Regions from separate parts of the Homo sapiens genome. Here region 1 is linked to region 2. A link is an interaction called in ENCODE POLR2A ChIA-PET data of the cell type or tissue named here. Cell type or tissue: endothelial cell of umbilical vein. All regions are shown on one strand. Each heading gives the region's core, and the rest is flanking DNA. Links, peaks and the distances in the headings are about the cores only. Region 1 overlaps F2R (coagulation factor II thrombin receptor). Region 2 holds the start of LOC124901199 (small nucleolar RNA U13).

Region 1 (7,563 bases), core at 3,110-5,609, 55 kb before region 2:
GGAGGCTGAGGCGCAGATCACTTAAGGTCAGGAGTTGGAGACCAGCTTGGCCAACATGGTGAAACCCTGTCTCTACTAAAAATACAAAAATTAGCCGGGCATGGTGGTGCACAACTGTCATCCCAGCTACTCAGGAGGCTGAGGCAGGAGAATCTCTTGAACCCAGGAGGCAGAGGTTGCAGCAAGCCAAGATCGTGCCACTGCACTCCAGCCTGGGAGACAGAGTGAGACTCTGTATCAAAAAAAAAAAAAAGAATTTTGTCTTTAATTCTGCTTTTTCTGTAGCAGAGATTTTTGTTCACTTACTGCTCTTGCATCTGCTCCATCTAGAACAGTGTTTTAAAGATGTATTTTTCTGTTTTGTCCTTGAATATCTCCCTGCTATCTCTCTCCTGTGTGTAAGGACCAAGTTGTTGGCATGTGTGGTTGGTGTGCAGCCAAAGTCAGTAGGACTCCAGAATTCCCAAGCTTTGGGCATCATCACGTTAAGCTAGCCATTCACATGTCCACATACTGCCTACTGTAGCTAAAAGGATGGGCAGATTCATTTGTTTGGTGACATGCAAAGAGAAAAAGATGGTACTCTTTTAGAAGTAGGTCATGAATCACAAGTTTTTAAGGAGAGAATAGCGTGGAGTGGTCAAAAGGTATGACCTTTGGAGCTGGGCAGACCTAGGTTCAAACCCTGGCTCCTCTACTTCATAGCTGTGTGACTTTGGATTAGTTACTTAGCCTCTCTGTGCCTCCATGTTGTCATTTATAAAATGGTAGTTATAATGCTCATGTCATAGAAATGTTAGAATTATATGAACTAAGGCAAGTGAAGTATCTGGCACATAGTAGGTGCTCAAAAAGATGGTAAGGTTTTTTCATACACCAATGCTTCCATATTCCAGAAAAGCTTTTGAAGAGTTGATACCAAATAAATTATCTAAATATAAGACAATCTTCACACAAGCATGCAAGAACATTTTCCCCTTCAGAACTAGGACAAAAGAAAAAAGCAAAAACCCTTGCCCTTAACTTCTAGTGGCAAATAAACATGCATACAGTATTTGTTTGTTTTTTTAACTTTTATTATGGGATTTTTCAAACATACCCAAAAATGAACAGTATAGTTACTCCCCATACCCATCATCCAGCTTCAACATTATTTACATGTCACCAATCTTGTTTTATCTAAACCCTCAAGTTTCCTCCTCTCCCAACTGTATAATTTTAAAGCAAATCCCAGATATCATATTATGTCATTCATAAAAACATCAGTAAGCATCCTTAGAGATTAGAACTCTTTTTTCCACATAACCACAATACAATTATAATACCTAAAAAATGAACATTTCCTTCTGTTTTTTTGTTTGTTTGTTTGTTTTGAGACACATTCTTACTCTGTTGCTAAGGCTGGAGTTCAGTAGCACAATCATGGCTCATCCACAGTCTCAACCTCCTGGGCTCAAGCAATCCTCCTGCCTCAGACTCCAAAGTAGCTGGGACTACAGGCACACACCACCACGACCAGCTAATTTTTGTATTTATTTTAATAGACATAGGATTTTGCTGCATTGCCCAGGCTGGTCTGGAACTCCTGGGTTCAATCAGTCCTCCTGCCTCGGCTTCCCGAAGTGCTGGCATTACAGGCGTGAGCCACCGTGCCCGGCCTAACAATTCCTTAATATCATCTGATAATCAGTCAGTGTTCATATTTACCTTATTGTCTCATAAATACCTTTTAACAGTTGGTTTGTTTGAATCAGGTTCAAACAAGGTCCACCATTACATTTTAATCTGTAACTGCCCCCCCACCCCTTTTTTATTGCTATTTATTTGTCAAAGAAACTAAGCCATCTGTCTTAGTTCTTATTTGTCAAAGAAACTAAGCCATCTGTCTTTTCTACATACTGGATCTGGCTGACTGCGTCTTCAACTCATGGATCTTAACATGTATGAAATGTTTCAATTCATTTCCATCATTATTCTTTTGATGGTCAAATTGGTGATCAACATGTCACATCTTTGGTCAGTGGGAGCCCTTTGAGATTGACTCCAGCGTCTTTTTGACCTAACCCTGATATTCTTTGAAGATGTTCAATGTTCATCTTGTGTATTTCCTACCCCAGATCTGGAACTAGTCATTTCTTTAAGAAGCCCCAGTTCTTTTCATTGGAAAATGGTGTTTGTTTGAATCTGAGGGAGTAAAACATTCCAGTAATGCTGGTGTTTTCCACTTGACAGAGTTAGTGTGATTCTGTTATTTTCCTGTCCTCCTCTTCATTTCTCTTTAGCCTGTAGTGTTGTTTCAACTCTTGTGCTCTGTGTGGGAATGTGAGCAAAGTCCTGGGACTTCTGCTTTGTTAACTCTGAAAAAGCATGAGCCCCGAAGGGCAGAACTGTGAGTCAAAACCATGTGTGTCATGGAATGCTGGTGTGGTATAAATCCCAGGATCAAATGCGACATTCAGAGATCCTCTAGTCACCCCTCTGCTTCCAGGACAGATCTCATCACAGTCAGAAAACGTGTTGCCTAACTCACTAATTTTTAAAAATCGCCACAGTTAAAGAGTCCGTATTTAAACTATTTAATAATTTGCTGTATTCGATAACAAAACTACTCTAGAGCAATTTAGAAGAGCCTAAATTAAGTGAAACTTAGCAAATCGTATGAGAACTGAATTCAGGACCTCTGCTGCCTTTTTTGTGAAACCATAGCTTAACCAAAAAAAAAAACAGAGATGAATGATAAGAGATTTGGGCACCTTCACAAGCACTTTCTCCTTGACCTGAGTTGTGCTAGGACTGGAGGAAAAGCGAGATACTTAAACTCAAATTTCAGCCTAAGGGTCTTGAGCTAGTTGGAATTGTCTAGTCACCTTGCATTGGTTTTGTCCTTTCTTTGATGCTGGTATATACTACATTTTTTCTTTTCTTTTTTTTTCCGACATTCTTTAATTTCACAAAAACCAGAATATCAAACCCATAGTATCAAGAAAAGGTAACACCTTAGGCAGCGATATTTAACCAAGGGATTATACATTCTTCCTGAGCTCTAGCCTATAAAAATTTCATGTTTCCACAAGTATAATGTTCCTGTCGGAAGTACCGTCTGCCTGAGGCCTACCCAGAGAAGATGTTTTTTAAAACAAGTACTTACTGCCTAAGTACTAAATACAGAGTAAAGTCTAGTGACAGTTTTATTTTCAGACTAAGTGATAGTATCTGAAGAGCTTAGTTGTATTTATTAGTTTTCACATTGTGTCAGTCTCTCAGGTGTCATCTTGATTCATGTATGTAAGTATGCATGTTCATGTCCACTTTTTCCCCTCTGTGCATCACAAAAGCCCATAATCTGGCCAGGCTTCCAAAACTGCAGAGGAGAATTGCATTATTTTAAGGTTCCTTGGCCAGGTGCAGTGGCTTATGCCTGTAATCCCAGCACTTTGGGAGGCTGAGGTGGGTGGATCACTTGAGGCCAGGAGCATGAGACTAGCTGGCAAGCATGGTGAAACCCCATCTCTACTAAAAATACAAAAATTAGCTGGGCAGCCGGGCGCGGTGGCTCACACCTGTAATCCTAGCACTTTGGGAGGCCGAGGTGGGTGGATCACGAGGTCAGAAGATAGAGACCATCCTGGCTAACACGGTGAAACCCCATTTCTTCTAAAAATACAAAAAATTAGCCGGGCGCGGTGGCAGGCACCTGTAGTCCCAGCTACTAGGGAGGCTGAGGCAAGAGAATGGCGTGAACCCGGGAGGTGGAGTTAGCAGTGAGCCGAGATAGAGATAGCGCCACTGCAGTCCGGCCTGGGCGAAAGAGCGAGACTCTGTCTCAAAAAAAAAAAAAAATTAGCTGGGCATGGCGGTGCGTGCTTGTAATCCCAGCTACTTGGGAGGCTGAGGCAGGAGGATTGCTTGAACTGGGGAGGCAGAGGTTGCAGTGAGCCAAAATCGCACCACTGCTCTCCAGCTTGGGTGACAGAGCAAGACTCCATCTCAAAAAAAAATTGGTTCCTCTAGATCAGCATTTTTGCATATGCATGTTTTTGTGATATTAAAGTGCCAGAACCACAAACAAAAAAAATTAAAAATAAAAAAAAATGTTTAAGTGCCAGAAGCCATTCATTCTTTTCTTTCAGCACCCACACACTCATTGTGATCTTGAGAACAGCCTCACATCCACAGGGTCTGTTGGTACCAAGGTCAGGCTTCTGTGTGACTGGGGCAAGGTGAACACAGAGTAAGTTACATGCATTGCAAAGGTAAGAGAGTGATACTTCCAGAAAAGATTGTGAATTCAAAATTTGATTTATAGCTCTGAACCCTAGAGCTATATAATATACAACTTGTTCATTCCCTCATTGTACTAAAAAACTATAAACATTGCTAAGTAGGAGGGAAGATGAACCTAGATTTCCTTTTAACTTAATTAAGTGAGCAAACAATTGGGTATAAAAGCACACTACATGGAAGTGGGAGAGGAAGGATAATAGTAATTTCTTAAACTGCTTAATCGTTATGGTTTCCAAAGTGAATGTATGTCCTGTTTCACACGGGATGCTCCAGTTGCCAGATTTGTAGGCCAGACAGGAATTAGAATTCCATTTTAATGATTCTGAGCTTAATTCAGAGAAGTTAAGTGATCCCTGAACAGAGTCAATATTAGAATACAAATATGTGCCTACCACATGCAGGGCACAGGGTACTGGAGGTTCAGAGATTAACAGGAACAGTTCTTACCCTTAAGGATCAATGTAGACACAAGTGTGTATTCACATTCATCACTGGAGACATTCATTCCTTCCCTGTGACAGATCTCCTGCCAGGCCACCCCTTCATTGTCTGGAGACCCTCTCCCAACTTTGCTTAGGTAGCTTGACCTCAACCCTACACTACCAGGCTCTGCTCTGCTGTCTCTGAGTTGGTACTACTCTAGCTTTGCTCTTCATTTTGGAAATAGATGCCAACATATTGTATTTTATTTTCTATTTCTAGAATTTCCACTTGGTAGTTCTTTGCTGATATTTCCTATTTTCAGTTCATTTCTATAAAATATTTTTCTTTTTTTTTTTTTTTGCACATGGTTGTAATACATTCTTCAAAATCCTTATCTGCTAATTCCAACATCTGGGTCAACTTGAGGTTGGTTTCCGCTCACTGTCTTTTTACTTAAGACTGGGTCACTTTTTTTTTTTTTTTTTTAGAGACAGAGTCTCACTCTGTTGCCCAGGCTGGAGTACAATGGTGTGATGATACCTCACTGTAGCCTCGATCTCCCAGGCTCAACTTGTCCTCCCACCTGGGCTTCCCAAAGTGTTGAGATTACAGGTGTGAGCCACCACACCTGGCAGCCCCCTTTTTCTTTTATTTGACAAAAAATTATATATATTTATAGTGTATAACATAATGTTTTGAAATATGCATAACTTGTGAGATGGCTAAATCAAACTTATAACATGTATTACCTCAAATACTTATCATTTTTTGTGGTGAGACCACTTAAAGTCTACTCTCTTAGCAATTGTCAAGTATACAACACATTGTTATTAACTATAGTCACCGTATTATACAAGAGATTTTTCTAACTAATTCCTTTTAACAGAAATTTTGTACCCTTTGACCAATGTCTCCCCAGTCTACCCTACCCACCCATCCAACCCCAGCCTCTACTAACCACCATTCTCTTCTCTGCTTCCATGAGTTCAACTGTTTTCGATTCCACATATAAGTGAAATCATGCTATATTTGTCTTTCGGTGCCTGCCATATTTCACTTAACATTATGCCCTCTCGGCTCATCCATGTTGTTGCAAATGACAGAATTTCCTTCTTTTTTAAGGCTGAATAGTATTCCACTGTGTATATACATCATATTTTTTATTCATTCATTCATTCATCAGTGGATACCTAGTTTGATTCCATAACTGGGCTATTATAAATAATTCTGCAATGAACATGAGATTGCAGCTATTGACATCCTGGTCTTTTTTTTTTTTTTTTTTTTTTTGAGATGGGGTCTCGCTCTGTCGGCCAGGCTGGAGTGCAATGGCGCAATCTCAGCTCACTGCAACCTCCGCCTCCTGCGTTCAAGCAATTCTCCTGCCTCAGCCTCCCGAGGAGCTGGGATTATAGGTATGCGCTACCAAGCCTGGCTAATTTTTGTAATTTTAGTAGAGACAGGGTTTTGCCATGTTGGCCAGGCTGGTCTCAAACTCCTGACCTCAGGTGATCCACCCACCTTGGCCTCCCAAAGTGCTGGGATTACAGGCGTGAGCCACCGTGCCCAGCCAGCATCCTAATTTTATTTCCTTTGGATGTATGCCCAGCAGTGGAATTGCTGTATTATATAATAGTTCTATTTTTAGTTTTAGAGGAACCTTCATACTGTTTTTCGTAATGGCTATGCCAATTTAAATTCCCACCATCAGTATAGATGGGCTTCCTTTCCCCGTATCCTCACCAACACTTGTTATCTGTCATCTTTTTGATAATATCCATTCTAACAGGTATGAAGTGATAACTCATTGTGGTTTTAATGTTCATTTCCCTGATTAGTGATGTTGAGCATTTTTTCATATACTTGTTGGCCATTTGTATGTCTTCTTTTGAAAAATGTCTATTCAGATCCTTTGTCCATTTTTAAATCAGGTGATTTGTTATCTTGCTGTTGAGTTATAGGAGTTCCTTATATATTTTGGATATTAACCCTTTATCAGACGTATGGTTTGCAAATATTTGCTTTCATTTCATAAATTTTCTCTTCACTGTTGATTGTTTCCTTTGCTGTGCAGAAGCTTTTTACTTTGATACAGTCCCAGTTGTCTACTTCTCCTTTTATTGCCTGTGCTTTTATGGTCATTATAAAAAATTACTGCCCAGACAATGTCATGAAGCTTTTCCTCTATGTTTTCTGCTAGTAGTTTTACAGTTTCAGGTCTTATGTGTAAACCATTAATCCATTTAAGTTGGTTGTTGTATATAGTGTGAGAGAAGGGGGACAAGACGTCCAGAGTTTATCACTTTTGTGTATATTGGTTGGATCTGGTGATAACGATTTGGCTCTATGTCCCCACCCAAATCTCAACTTGTAGCTCCCATAATTCCCATGTGTTGTAGGAGGGACCCAGTAGGAGATGATTGAATCATGGAGACGGGTCTTTCCTGTGTTGTTGTCATGATAGTAAAATGGGTCTCTCAAGATCAGATGGTTTTAAAAACAGGAGTTTCCCTGCACAAGCTCTCTCTTTGCCCGCTGCCATCCAAGTAAGATGTGACTTGCTCCTCCTTACCTTCTGCTATGATTATGAGGCCTCCCCAGCCATGTGGAACTGTAAGTCCAATAAACCATTTTCTTGTATAAATTACAGGAAAAAAGACTCTGGATTTTGTTATATTCCTTCAAAGAGTGTTGGTGTTTTTGCTTTAGCAGCCAATTAATTTGGTTTTACTCAAGCAGCAGACTCTTTCTCTCTTGAGCAGAAGCTTAAATATCACTTCAGTTCTTTTATCTTTAGCAGAGGTGCTTCTCATCTTTCCTACAAATGCATAGTTCAAGGGTCAGCCAAACCCTAGG
Region 2 (7,563 bases), core at 1,752-4,251:
CAGTTTGGATAACCAGCAGGTGTTTTGAAAAGCTACTGATTTAGGCCAAATTAGAAGGAGGGGCAATGGGTTGCCTTGGAGAAGCAAACAGGGGCGGCAGACTGAACTGTAAATCACTCTCGGCTCTGGGCTCTCTTTCTTTTTTCCTCTTTCCCATATGGGCTTCCAACCCTGGGAGCCATTTTTAGGGTGAACAAAGGTATCTGTGGAATGTTCATTTGTTTCTATTATTTGCCACAAGCAGTCTTTGTTGTTTTTTTTTTTAACTTGAATACTTAACACTCCCTCTTAAAACCAGGACTCAGTATAAAAACTATGCTTCACACTGTTTGCAAGAGCCAAACATTGGACACTCAAATGTCCATTAAAAATAGGATGGGGGCTGGGCTCAGTGGCTTATGCCTGTAATCCTAACACTTTTGGAGGCTGAGGCAGGTGGATCGCTTGAGCTCAGGAGTTGGAGACCAGCTTGGGCAACACAGCAAAACTCTGACTCTACAAAAAATGCATAAGTTAGCTGGGCATGGTAGTGTGCACCTGTAGTCCCAGCTACTCAGGAGGCTGAGGCAGGAGAATCACTTGAGCCAGGGAGGTTGAGGCTACACTGAGCCATGATCACATCACGACACTCCAACCAGGGTGATGAAGTAAGATCCTCTCTCAAAAACAACAAACAAAAATATGGGACCAGGTGTGGTTGCTCATTGTAATCCCAGCACTTTGGGAGGCCGAGGCAGGAGGACTACTTGAGCCCAGGAGTTAAAGACCAGCCTGGGCAACACAGGGAGATCCCGTATCTACAAAAAATAATAAATTAGCTGGGCATGGCTGGGTGCAGTGGGTCACGCCTGTAATCCCAGCACTTTGGGAGGCCAAGGAAGGCAGATCACAAGGTCAGGAGATCGAGACCATCCTGGCCAACATGGTGAAACCCCGTCTCTACTAAAAATACAAAAATTAGCTGGGCATGGTGGTGTGTGCCTGTAATCCCAGCTACTTGGCAGGTTGAAGCAGGAGAATCCCTTGAACCAGGGCGTCGGATGTTGCAGTGAGCTGAGATGGCACCATTGTACTCTAGCCTGGTGACAGAGCGAGACTCCATCTAAAAAAAAAAAAAAAAAAATTAGCTGGGCATGGTAGCAGGTGACTATAGTGACTATAGTCCCAGCTACTCTGGAGAATGAGGTGGGGGAATTGCTTGAACCCAGGAGGTTGAGGCTGCATTGAGCTGAGATTGTGCCACTACACTCCAGCCTGGGCAACAGAGTGAAACTCTGTTTCAAAAAAAAAAAAAAAAAAAGATATGGATAGGGCTGGTCATGACGGCCTACACTCGTAATCCCAGTGCTTTGGGAGGCCACCACGGAAGGATCACCTGAGGCCAGGAGTTTGAAGTTCCAGTGATCTATGATTGTTAGAGGCCTTTGAACTAGAGCAACTCCATCTTCAGTAGGGGCTGGGTAAAATAAGGCTGAGTCCTACTGGGCTGCATTCCCAGTTAGGCATTCTAAGTCACAGGATGAGATAGGAGACCAGCACAAGATACAGGTCATAAAGACTTTGCTGATAAAACAGGTTGCAGTAAGGAAGCCGGCCAAAACCCACCAAAACCAAGATGGTGATGATCGTCCTTACTGCTACACTCCCATTAGCACCATGACAGTTTACAAATGCCATGGCAACGTCAGGAAGTTACCCTATAGGGTCTAAAAAAGGGGAGGCATGAATAATCCACCCCTTGTTTAGCATATCATCAAGAAATAACCATAAAAATGGGCAACCAGCAGCCCTTGGGGCCGCTCTGTCTGTGGAGTAGCCATTCTTTGGTTACTCTACTTTGCTAATAAACTTGCTTTCACTTTTCTCTAGGGACCTGCTCTGAATTCTTTCTTGTGCAAAATCCAAGAACCCGCTCTTGGGGTATGGATCAGGACCCCCCCTTCTTGTAACATCTTTTTGGCAACCACAGAAGGGACTATAGTGCGGTAAACCCCTGACCCAAAGGCTAACTTTGGGTAAGTGGTAGGGTCCGGTGACATCTTTCTGGCAAACCCTGAAGGGATGATACTGAAGAAATCCCCTCACTCAAAGGAAAGAGATTGGTTGACTTTGGATAAATTGGTGGGGTACCTGGGTGAAAAATGGGATTGGGTGAGAGGCCCAACTTAGAGGAGTTAGAGTCTCTCCTAAGACAAAGAGGGTTAAAGGCTCCTCTCAATAAGAGGCAAGGACACTTGACCAACATTGGGTTCAAGGCCCAACTTAGGAGGGTTAGAGGCCCCTCTCAGTAAAGTCCCTTTCGGCTAAATATGGGTTTGGCACTACAGGATGTTAACTGCTACTCTCTATGGAATAATCTGCTTTGCACTCTTTGCTGATGACTGTGGGTGTCAGGATTGGCATGTACAGGATTGTGGGACATGGGGAGCTTTTTCTTTCCTAAAAGGGGAAACTTGAGAGCTGACAGGACTGCTGGAAAAGATTCCTTCTTGACAGGCAAGCAGCCATCTGAACTTTTGAGTAATGGGCGGGTCTTACTCTGGTCTCCCTGAGCTCTTCACTTTTCCCACCCTGCCTCAGGCAATGCGCTCTTTCTCTCTCTCTCTCTCTCTCTCTCTCCCCCCGCAAACGGGTTAAATGAATGCTAAAAATCACTGTTTATCCCAGGCGTAGTGGCTCACACCTGTAATCCAGCACTTTGGGAGGCCGAGGCGGGCAGATCGCCTGAGTTCAGGAGTTCGACACCAGCCTGGGCAACACGGTGAAACCCTGTCTCTACTAAAAATACAAAAAATTAGCCGGGCATGGTGGCAAGTGCCTGTAGTCCCAGCTACTCGGGAGGATGAGGCAGGAGAATCGCTTGAACCCGGGAGGCAGAGGTTGCAGTGAACCAAGATCATGCCATTGCACTCCAGCCTGGGCAGCAGAGCGAGACTCCAGCTCAAAAAACAAACAACAATAAAAAACAAAAACAAAAATCACTGTTTATCTCCTCTGTAAAGTTTTGATTAATGGAAAAAAGGATTACTGAGGCTAATCTTAAACTGTAGTGAATCTGGTGTGCTTTGTGTATCTTTCTGTATTGTTCTGTCAAGATGAGGAGTACCTTAGGATAGAATGTGGACCTAGGACCCCTATATGCCTGCTGTTCAAGACAGCCCAGCAAACTGGTTAGTCATTTCCTTGGGAGACTGACCTTGTAACCATGTAGCTGTGCTTTCTCTTTTCACAATGGTGGCCTGGGTTCAGGGTCCTGGTAAAAAAAAATGATGGTATTTCCACATAATGAAAGGTTATACAGCAATGAGAATGAATAAGCTACAACTATAAACCACAACCGGAATGAATCTCACAATGTGAGGACCAAAAGAAGCCAGACAAAAAAAGAGTACGTAGTTTACGATTCTACTTGTGTAATGTAAAGGTCAAAACTTTAACAATAGACAAAATTGGGCCGGGCGTGGTGGCTCATGCCTGTAATCCCAACGCTTTGGGAGGCTGAGGCAGGTGGATCACGTGAGGGTGGGAGTTCGAGATTAGCCTGGCCAACGTGGTGAAACCCTGTCTCACCATGTTAGCCAGGCATGGTGGCAGATGCCTGTAATCCAGCTACTCAGAAGGCTGAGGCAGGAGAATGGCTTGAACCTGGGAGGTGGAGGGTGCAGTGAGCTGAGGTCACGCTGCTGCACTCCAGCCTGGGTGACAGAGCGAGACCCCATCTCTCAAAAATAAAGATAAAAAATAAAAATAGACAAAACTAATCCAGTTTTAAAGTTCTTGAGTGAGACAGGGTCCCACTCTATCACCCAGGCTGGAGTGCAATGGTGTGATCTTAGCTCACTGCAGCCTTGCATTCCTGGGCTCAAGTGATCCTCCTGCCTCAGCCTCCCAAGTAGCTGGGACTACAGTCACACACAACCACACCCTACTAATTTATTTAATTTTTTGTGGAGATGAGATCTCACTGTGTTGCCCAGGCTGGTCTCAAACTCCTGGGCTCAGGGAGTCCTTCTACCTCAACCTCCCCAAATGCTGGGATTACAGGTGTGAGCTGCTGTGCCAGCTAAAAACTAATCTATTATTCTAGAAGTTAGAACAGTTGTTACTGTTGACGAAAAGAGTCAAACTCTGTAAAATATTTAAAGAGGTTTACTCTGAGCCGAATATGAGTGACCATGGCCCAAGAGACACTCTCAAGAGGTCCTGAGAAATGTGTCCGAGGTGGTTCAGTTACAGCTTAGTTTTGTATGTTTTAGGGAAACATAAGACATCAATCAATACATGTGAGGCATACATTGGTTCAATCTAGAAAGGCAGCACAACTCAAGTCGGGAACTGTGCTTCTAGGTGACAGGTAGGTTCAAAGATTTTCTGATTGGCAATTGGTTGAAAGAGTTATTACCTAGAGACCTGGAATCAATAGAAAGGAGGGTTTGGGTTAAGATAAGGACTTGTGGAGACTTCAAGGTTCTTATTATGTAGATAAAGTCTCCTAGGTGGCCACCCTTAGAGGCAAGAGATGGCAAATGTTTTCTATTTAGAACTTTAAAAGGTGCTGGTCTCTCAGCCAGTCTCTTCAGGATCGGAAAAAGACTTGGAAAGGGAAGGGGATTCTCTATAGAAAGTAAATTTCTCCCACGAGATACAGTTTTGCAGAGCCATTTAAAAATACGTCAAAGTCGATCCTTTTGTAGTTCAAGAGCATAATGATCGGGCGTTCACATGCGTGTGTCAGATGTGCCACCCTCGAACCTTGTTAGGATGTTGGCACATTACCTGTCTGACATAAAAGGAAAATAATAAATAAAAATATGTCAAAGGAATATATTCTGGGGCAAAAGATTTTTATTCCTTTCAGGATCTGCTATCTGTCGTGTGATGCTATACTAGAATCAGGTTGGAATTTGGTATTTTATTGCTACAAAGAATCTGCTTTGTCAGTCATAAGATCTCTGTTTTAATGTTAATGCTGGTCAGCTGTGCCTGAATTCCAAAGGGAGGAGAGTATAATGAGGCATATGAGACCCTCATACCCGGGTTTGAAATCCCCTTGGTGGAGAGGAAGGGGTCTGTTTAGTCATTTGGGGGAGGAGCTTATAATTTCATTTTTGGCTCACATTACCCTGGTGGGAATTCGTGACTGGAAGACAGCACGAGGGAGTCTTCCAGGATTCTGGTAGCATTCTGATTCTTGATTTGAATTCTGGTTCTATGGATATGAATTTTATAAAAATTCATGAAACTGCAAACTTATCATATGTACACTTTTTTTTTTTCTTGAGACAGAGTCTCACTCTATCATCCAGGCTGCAGTGCAGTGGCATAGTCTTGGCTCACCGCAAACTCTGCTTTGCGGATTCAAGCGATTCTGGTGCCTCAGACTCTTGAGTAGCTGGGACTACAGGCGTGCACCACCATGCCTGGCAAATTTTTGTAGTTTTAGTAGAGACGGGGTTTTGCCATGTTGGCCAGGCTGGTCTTGAACTCCTGACCTCAAGTGATCCACATGCTTCAGCCTTTCAAAGTTCTGGGATTAAAGGCATGAGACACTGCACCTGGCTGACATGTACACTTTTTGTAGGTATGTGATACTTCAATAATTTTACATATATTTTAAAAATTAAATAAATGTATGTATTTTAAAACCTAGCCTCATGTGCATACACACAAAAAAATAATTACATCATATAGAACTTCATAAAGAATGTCCAAAATTTAGAAACACACATACACACACGTGTGCAAACACACACATGCACAGTTAGGAGAAAGAGAGATCCTGGTAGTGTGATAGAAAAAAGAGGTTCAGCCAGGTGTGGTGGCTCAAGCCTGTAATCCCCGCACTTTGGGAGGCCGAGGCGGGCGGATCACGAGGTCAGGACAACGAGACCGTTCTGGCTAACACGGTGAAACCCCATCTCTACTAAAAATACAAAAAACTAGCCGGGCGTGGTGGCAGGTGCCTGTAGTCCCAGCTACTTGGGAGGCTGAGGCAGAAGAATGGCGTGAACCCGGGAAGCGGAGCTTGCAGTGAGCAGAGATCACGCCACTGCACTTCAACCTGGGCGACAGAGCAAGACTCCGTCTCAAAAAAAAAAAAAAAAGAAGAAGGTTCACATTTGTGGAGTGTGATTAAAAAAAAAACAATCCTCAACCCCTAGAAGATGGGAAGAAAGCAGGTTTGAGGAGGAAGAAGAATTAGAAAGCAGTATAGTATGACTCACCCAAGAACAATGACAACCAGCACTGCCCTTTGTCACTTGGACTTTGAACAAACAGTTGGTAAAATTATTTTGAGGTGTGGGTGAGTAAGGGGGTGTGCCCTGGGGCATTACTTGCTCAAATTGGTTTCTGCCCTGTATGAGATCAACACATAGATCACACATTAACTACTCCCATCCCACTTGAAAATGGCCCGTATACCATCAGGAGAAAGACCTCGACCATTTCCCATGATTATTCTTGTTATTCTAACATCCTTCAGATTGAGTGTTAAGTCCATATATTATGAAATTAATGAATCTTTCCAGAATCTCAAGCAGCAGTTCTATTATAATGTAAATCAGAAATCTTTGAGACGCTCCTTTTTTTTTGAGACAGAGTCTCGCTCTGTCGCCAGGCTGCAGTGCAGTGGCACAGTCTCAGCTCACTGCAACCTCTGCCTCCTGGGTTCAAGCGATTCTCCTGCCTCAGCCTTCCGAGTAGCTGGGATTACAGGTGCCCACCACCAAGCCTGGCTAGTTTTTGTATTTTTAGTAAAGACACGGTTTTGTCATGTTGACTAGGTTGGTCTCGAACTCCTGACCTCAGGTGATCCACCTGCCTCAGCCTCCCAAAGTGCTGGGATTACAGGCATGAGCCATCGCACCTGGCCTGAGAAACTTGTTAAAAACACAGATTTCTTGGGGCAAAGATTCAGCAGGTGACCGGTGGATCCGAAGAATCTTCATTTTAACCAGCTTCCCTTGCCTTTCCATCTGCCATAAAAGTCTGGATTTTAGCCGGGTGTGGTGGCTCACGCCTATAATCCCAGCACTTTGGGAGGCCGAAGCAGGCGGATCACCTGAGGTCAGGAGTTCGAGACCAGCCTGGCCAACGTGGTGAAACTCCGTCTCTACTAAAAATACAAAAATTAGCCGGGCATGGTGGCGGGTGCCTGTAATCCCAGCTACTCGGGAGGCTGAGGCAGGAGAATCGCTTGAACCTAGGAGGCGGAGGTTGCAGTGAGCCAAGATCGCGCCATTGCACTCCAGCCTGGGCAACAAGAGCGAAACTTCATCTCAAAAAAAAAAAAAAAAAAAAAAAAAAAAGGCCGGGTGCAGTGGCTCACGCCTGTAATCCCAGCACTTTGGGAGGCCGAGGCGGTTGGATCACGAGGTCAGGAGATCGAGACAATCCTGGCTAACACGATGAAACCCCGTCTCTACTAAAAATACAAAAAATTAGCCGGGCGTGGTGGTTGGTGCCTGTAGTCCCAGCTACTTGGGAGGCTGAGGCAGGAGAATGGCATGAACCCAGGAGGCAGAGCTTGCAGTGAGCCAAGATCGCACCACTGCACTCTAG

What was found. Peaks named below come from ENCODE experiments on the same cell type or tissue, not always from the same donor. Only the 100,000 strongest peaks of a DNase experiment are listed, where the experiment ranks them.
Region 1: POLR2A ChIA-PET joins it to region 2 with 5 read pairs; 14 of 35 experiments call an interaction of 5 or more read pairs at or near these places.

The regions. Positions count from the first base shown.
Region 1 is chr5:76,722,712-76,730,274 of GRCh38, forward strand. The region is part of intron 1 of F2R (coagulation factor II thrombin receptor); the gene reads left to right. Among named protein-coding and RNA genes, the nearest start is that of F2R, 10 kb to the left of the region's middle. In endothelial cell of umbilical vein, for the core only: no CTCF peak of the experiment used is centred there; no DNase peak of the experiment used is centred there.
Region 2 is chr5:76,779,414-76,786,976 of GRCh38, forward strand. LOC124901199 (small nucleolar RNA U13) reads left to right here and starts at 4,683; the gene lies at 4,683-4,786. RefSeq lists an enhancer at 1-348. In endothelial cell of umbilical vein, for the core only: no CTCF peak of the experiment used is centred there; a DNase peak (open chromatin) is centred at 3,248; H3K27ac peaks cover 1,080 bases.